Regions from separate parts of the Mus musculus genome. Here region 2 is linked to region 1. The links are chromatin contacts, found by Hi-C or POLR2A ChIA-PET in ENCODE. All regions are on one chromosome and are shown on one strand. Each heading gives the region's core, a stretch centred on a gene start or an enhancer-like site at or near the end of the contact. The rest is flanking DNA. Distances are from core to core; before and after follow the strand shown. Region 1 holds the start of 1700110C19Rik (RIKEN cDNA 1700110C19 gene). Region 2 overlaps Pacrg (PARK2 co-regulated).

Region 1 (2,948 bases), core at 164-2,663:
ATTAACTGGTAGTGTAAAGTTTCTGCTCATTTGACCCTAAATGAAACTGTAGAGGTAGAAACACTCAGAGCAGGATGCAGGCCCTCATGCCATGTAATGTGACCTTCTCATTCCACATTTATACAGATCTTCAAGCAAAAAATAACTATTAATTTTAGGACTCTACACTGAGCTTCAAATGCACTCTGTGTTGACCAATTTTCATACTGACTCAGAGCATTCATTTCAGTAGTGCTTCTCTGGATTGGGCTAATTTCATGGTTTTTTCTCTTCAGGATCTAGACCTGAAGAGAATCTAGGACCTCAGAATGAGTGGGTGATTAGGTTATTTTACTATGTTCAGTAGATACCATTTGGTTCAGTGTGTTAATTTTAAACAGCTAATGTGGAGAAACATTTTATAAGCAAAGGATATAACTACTTAGGTCGTCCCCAGACACTTAATCCAAATGCCATTTTCTCTACTACAGCTTAGAGACTGGATGTATTTTCCTGGTAATTGTGGCATATGTGACTTCTAAACTGAGTTTCCAGAAGGTCGGTGTGAGACTTACCAGGAGTGCTCTGGGGAGTCAGACACTTCAGTTATTTCAGTACACTGGTGCCAAGTTGCTAATTGCCTCAATTTTACAGCTGAGACAGTGACTGGTCCACGAGTCAGTAAACCCTGGAGACAGGATTCATTCACATCAGACCTTCAAAGTGACTGGACTTCAGGAAGTTAAATCAGGATGCCCAGGAACTAACTCACTCTCTCTCTCTCTCTCCTCTCTCTCTCTCTCTCTCTCTCTCTCTCTCTCTCTCTCTCTCTCTCTCTCTCTCTCTCCCTCTCTCTCCCTCTCTCTCCCTCTCTCTCTCTCTCTCTCCCCGTATTAACTGGTCAATAAAGGCTAGAGCCTGTGATTGGCAGTGGAGGGGAAAGGTGGGACAAGAAGTCTTTGGAGTGAGGCCAGGTAGAGAGGAGAAGTGAAGGAGAGAGCATGGAGAAGAGGAGAAGGAAGCAGTAATGGAGCAGAACTACCTGGCCAGGAGAAACTGGAAGTAGTAAGGGCCTTATAGGTGGGGGGTCAGTTAGACTAGTATTAGATATGCCCTTATAAGGCTTATAGCTTATAATTATAATAACTGAATTGCGTGTTTTTTTATACGGGACTATTGGGGTTGGAAATTCCAGCAACACATAAAGAGGGAGAAGGGAACAAGCTAGGGGAATCCTGGAGAGGGGGCTGGGGTAGGTACAATCAATATACATTGTATCCATGCAACCAACTGTCAAAGAATCAGCATTTGGTTAACTGCCTTGCGGTCTCTGAGTGTATAAAGTCCTTAGGGTTCTTTCCTAACAAGTGGAAAGAATGAGAACGCGACTCCGTGTATTTGAAGCTTCTAAGTCTCGAAGTTCCAAACGTTTCTGGCTCTGAAGAGTCCTCACAGAGAAGAGCAGATTTCTAATGTTTAGTTTCTGTGTTGGGTAGCCCCATGTCCAGATGACATAGAGATGCATTTAAAGCCTTCAGCTGTTGGGCTGAGGGCAGAACCCAGAAGCAGAGCAACTTGCCTACCTGGTAGGATTTCCAGTACTGCAAAACGAAAACTCTTAAGGTGTCCAATTTTGTATTCCAAAATTCTTTGTAAAAGATTCAACTGCTTTCATTTCCCTCAGATGTATAATGCTTTGGGCTGGAAGCTTTATATTTTTTATATTTTGCAAAACCAAATTTCCCACCCAACACATTATATATTTATAGCTTTATAACTTGATAACAAGTAGAGCACTGGAGAAACTACAGGCAGAACAGAGATTCCTTGGCTGGGGGGGGGGGGGTGCTGAGCTTTCCTTCCTTCTGTTCTGCCCTCTTCCTACAGCTTCTCTGAGTAAATGAGAGGAGAAGACTAAGACCACCTCTACAAATCCGACCTCTAAGCGGGGAGCAGTCGGGAAGCCGGTCACAGCCGCTTCTGGAGGTGCAGGAGGTCTCTCTGCCTTCACTGCAGGGAAATAGAAGGTCTGAGAGTTGGTTCCTCATGAACAGTATTTGCAGGGATTTTTCACGACTGGGGATCAAAACTAGGGCCTGTATATACTTGGAGGGGTGGAATTTCTGGCATGGAAAATGTGTGTCTCATACCTGGCCCGATTCAATGATTCTTAAGAATTTTGGAACAGAAGAGATTTCTATTAATATGAAATATCCGTAGCCCCCAGATAAATCGCCTCTAATTTCAACATTAAGGGGAAGCTGGTGGGCAGTGATGGTATCCCCGTGCTTTTTCTCTTTATTCTGTGTTTGGTGGTTATAGCTGCCATGTGGGTGCTAGGAACCAAACCCAGGTCCCCTCGAAAATCAGCAAGTTTTCTCAGCTATCTTCCCAGCCCCTGCTTTATTATGTATTTGAATATAAGATTAGAAGCAGTTATTCACAGCCCTGATACTCTCCACCAGTACAGCTTTATCAGCTTTCAAGTGTGTTGTTTAGTTTGGTTTTTCGAGACAGGGTCTGTAGCCCAAATTATGTAGCTCAGGCTGACCTTGGAGACAACTCTCCTGCTAAATTTTGAATGATTTGCATACCACTTAGTTTTCGGCCACAGACTGAGCCACGCAGTATAGTCCCTGGGGCCCCAGGCTCTCCCCATACCCCAGCAGGAACCTGGAACCTGCCTTCCAGGGCTGGGGCTACACTCGTCCCAGCGGTCTTTAAAAACATACTCACTGTTACTCTGCATCCGCCTCTACGTGCCTGGAAAGCATTCTGTCTGTGTTCACTAACCCTGAATTTACCAGGTTTTGTGAATTGCAGTGAAAGCAAGTAATACTTTGTCTAAAGTATGAACAGTTCCTTTGGGTACACATCCCAGTGTAGCGAGGGGGTCAGCGAAGGCCCTGCTCTGACAGCCTCAGCACTGTCCTCTGGTTCTCAAGTGTTAACACTTGGAGGAATAGGTT
Region 2 (2,968 bases), core at 267-2,766, 90 kb after region 1:
CTCCCATGCTATGCGTAATCTCCAGGTGGAAGGAGAAGGCCAAACAACCACTGAACAATCTCTCCTTTTCCAAAGGGAAAAGTTTGATTATCCCAGTGACTTTGTTAGCAGCCTTTGCTCCAGAAAACTTAGATCTGCATGGAGCTTGTAATTAATATTTAAGTTTAGCTTGATTAAATTTCTCTCGGAGATACTTGGTCATTTCTTGTCATCTTGATAAAGACTAACACAAATGCTTTTTTTGTTTGGAAGAACTTACAGAAGCCTACTCGGGAATGTTGCAAAGTTGCTGGGATAATTTTAGCTGCCTGTGGACTGTCTAGGTGAGCCTGCATGGCAAAGGTTAGCACCACCTTCCGTTTCAACACAACACCACAACACAACCACCACTTCTTAGTCTTGTGGTTTTGTTTTCTTTTCTGTAACTGAGGCTTTCTAAAAGATGCTATTCTCAAATCAAGTAGTAGTCTGAGTTCTCCAAAATTTGATTTCACATGTTATGGTCCTTACAACTTTTGTCTAGTGCTGGACAAAGAGCTTCATTGCTAAAGTCCATCCTTCCAAGCATGAGGGCCAAAGCATCCTCCCAACCTGCCCCATCCAGAACCCACTCAAAAGAGCCAGGTATGGTGGCATGCTCTTGCAGTTCCGACCTTGAGGAGACAGAGATATAGGTGGATCCCTGAGGCTCATCAGGCAGCTGAGCCTGCTTTGTGAGCCCCAGGCATGTGAGAGACCCTGTCCCTAAAAGAATAAAAAGCAAAAAAGTAGATGGCACCTTTGGAATGGAACTGGGTGGTTGTTCTTGGGTTTCCGTGTGTGTGTGTGTGTGTGTGTGTGTGTGTGAGAGAGAGAGAGAGAGAGAGAGAGAGAGAGCACGTGTGCACCCACATGTGCACACACAGACAAATAAATGTAGAAGAAGCGTTCATTTACATAATGATCTCAGCTCCCAAGCCATCTTGTACCCTGTATAAGGGTGCCGTGTGAGGGAATCTGCAGGTGACAGCCTGCCTCCAGGCACAAAGCCCAGAGCTAAAGACTTGTATGGTGTGATGCACGATTTGTTCTACTTTAAAAAATTAAATAAATGCTCTCCGTGATTGTGCTGGCACGAAGAAGCCGTGTTGTGCTGCCCCAGTCTTTCTATAGGTTAGGCTTTGCTTGGATATGCGGGCTACATCTCAGCTTGCCTGAAAGATCTACTCTTTGAAAGTTCTGAAATGAATTTATGAGTACAGAATTTGAATAGATTTCCAAGCCATTAGCCAGAAATTTTATAGAGTGGGAATAGTTCTCATCAAATGAGCTCAATTAATGCAAAAAAATTATATATTTAATGAACAAATCAAAGCAATCTGCTGTGCTAAACTGAGCTAAGTGCTGTAAACGGGACAGAGCTAACACCCTCTAGCCATTCCTAAGTGTCTCAGTTAAAAATAACCTTGAACTATCTTTCAAAGCTCTGGCGATCAACTTTTATCAGCTTTCACGTAGGTAAGTTAAATGTGGCAAGGGACATTCACCAAGTGTCTGGGGCTTGCATAGCAACGGACTCACCAGTGTCCAAAGTTTTGATTGGACTCACCAGTGTCTGCAGCTCTGCTGAGTCTAATCAAAACTTCTTGAGGACATGCATGCATACAGACACACAGAGACAGACAGACAGACAGACAGACAGACAGACAGACAGACACACATACACACACACACACACACACACAGAGAGAGAGAGAGAGAGAGAGAGAGAGAGAGACTGTAAAGGAAAATTAATATGTGACCATTTAATTTGCCAGAGCAAAGTTGGATTTGCACAAGAATGGACACCAGAGCTTGTTGGAAGTGCTGATAAGTGGAACATGCTGACGTGTGAGACTTTTGAAAAAAGAATGTTTGTTTGCCTGGCTTACATTTTTATCTCCTGAAATTCTTGAGTTTAGCATACCCGGTTGCTTTTTTTTCTGAATCAGGACTCTGTCCAGATGAGTGGGGACAGAGACAGCACAGTAACAAAACGATGGTTTGGGGGACAGTCAAGAGGATGCAGGCCGACTTGCTGTTGACCCTGCATAGCCTGCTACCAATTCGCTCTGACAGAAACAGCCTTGATGCTATATCCACAGGATGGAGGCAGTGAGGAGTAAGAGTCTGCAGGTTGTGTCTTTAGCGCTATCAAAGCCCATTGAAACATGTTGGTCATTATAACTGCATGCACACTACTCCTTCATCACGGCAGATTATCCATAATGTAACTTTCCTCTTGAATGGGCAGGGAGAGACCCCAGTGAGCACTGTGTAGTCTACATTTTACCCTAGTGTTTGATAAAAGAGGCTCATTCTACCACTTCAGAGGGTCACAGTGATGTTAAAACATGGCGTTGGATCATGATGGAGTCAAGAGCAGTGGGGTCAGGACATGTGTGATCACCTACAGGACACACTGTCACTAAGCTGCAGATTGTCTGCAGCCCAGGTAGTCATGGTCCCTGACGGGAGGATTTCACGTGTCAATAGTTTCTAGCTTAAGCTTATACTCAGTAATTTCCTCCTCTTCCTCCAGACCCTCGGCAGTCCTGGTGTCTAAGTGAATGACCTTGTTTTCCCACTGTGGCAGGCAGGATTGGGTAGATGAAAGTCAATAGTTCTGTGCTGTGCCATCACTAAGTCTTGACTTTTCGAATCTCAGGAACATGTTTTGCTATTGTTATTTCCTCTATTGCTGCTTCTCTCTGAGAGTTGCCATTCTAGCAAATCAACTGGAAAATGTGGAGTTTCCTTTCATCATGACCATGATGTGGGGGCCTCAAATTATTCAGATAGCATCTTGTGGCATTCCTGTGGGGGCTTAGTGCCTGCAAAACGATTCCCTTCTTTATTGTTTTTGAGGAGAGATAGCTAAGTGGCTGTTAATAGTCATACTGTAAATCTAATTTTATGTAAGACAATGAGATGGGTTGGGGAAGACGGA

Evidence for each region. Hi-C counts contacts between places; a loop is a spot of excess contacts on that map. ChIA-PET counts read pairs that join two places held with the same protein, here RNA polymerase II (POLR2A).
Region 2: a map of heart shows a loop between it and region 1 (2.8-fold over the local background). The contact joins the enhancer-like site here to the promoter of 1700110C19Rik in region 1. A Hi-C loop is called at or near these places in 1 of 37 maps with a recorded cell type or tissue (heart). POLR2A ChIA-PET finds 5 or more read pairs at or near these places in 3 of 5 experiments (all embryonic stem cell).

The regions. Positions count from the first base shown.
Region 1 is chr17:10,323,189-10,326,136 of GRCm38, forward strand. 1700110C19Rik (RIKEN cDNA 1700110C19 gene) reads left to right here and starts at 1,414. Exons shown (of 3, transcript NR_045461.1): 1 at 1,414-1,602; 2 at 1,867-2,006. It overlaps Gm46608, which reads right to left and starts at 223. Exons shown (of 1, transcript XM_017317774.2): 1 at 1-223.
Region 2 is chr17:10,413,060-10,416,027 of GRCm38, forward strand. The region is part of intron 4 of Pacrg (PARK2 co-regulated); the gene reads right to left. Among named protein-coding and RNA genes, the nearest start is that of A230009B12Rik, 42 kb to the right of the region's middle. Within about 2 kb of position 1,517, at least 1 of the 3 ENCODE cell types and tissues checked has a DNase peak (open chromatin) inside an H3K27ac peak, as active enhancers do; it is heart, where a contact is called at or near this core.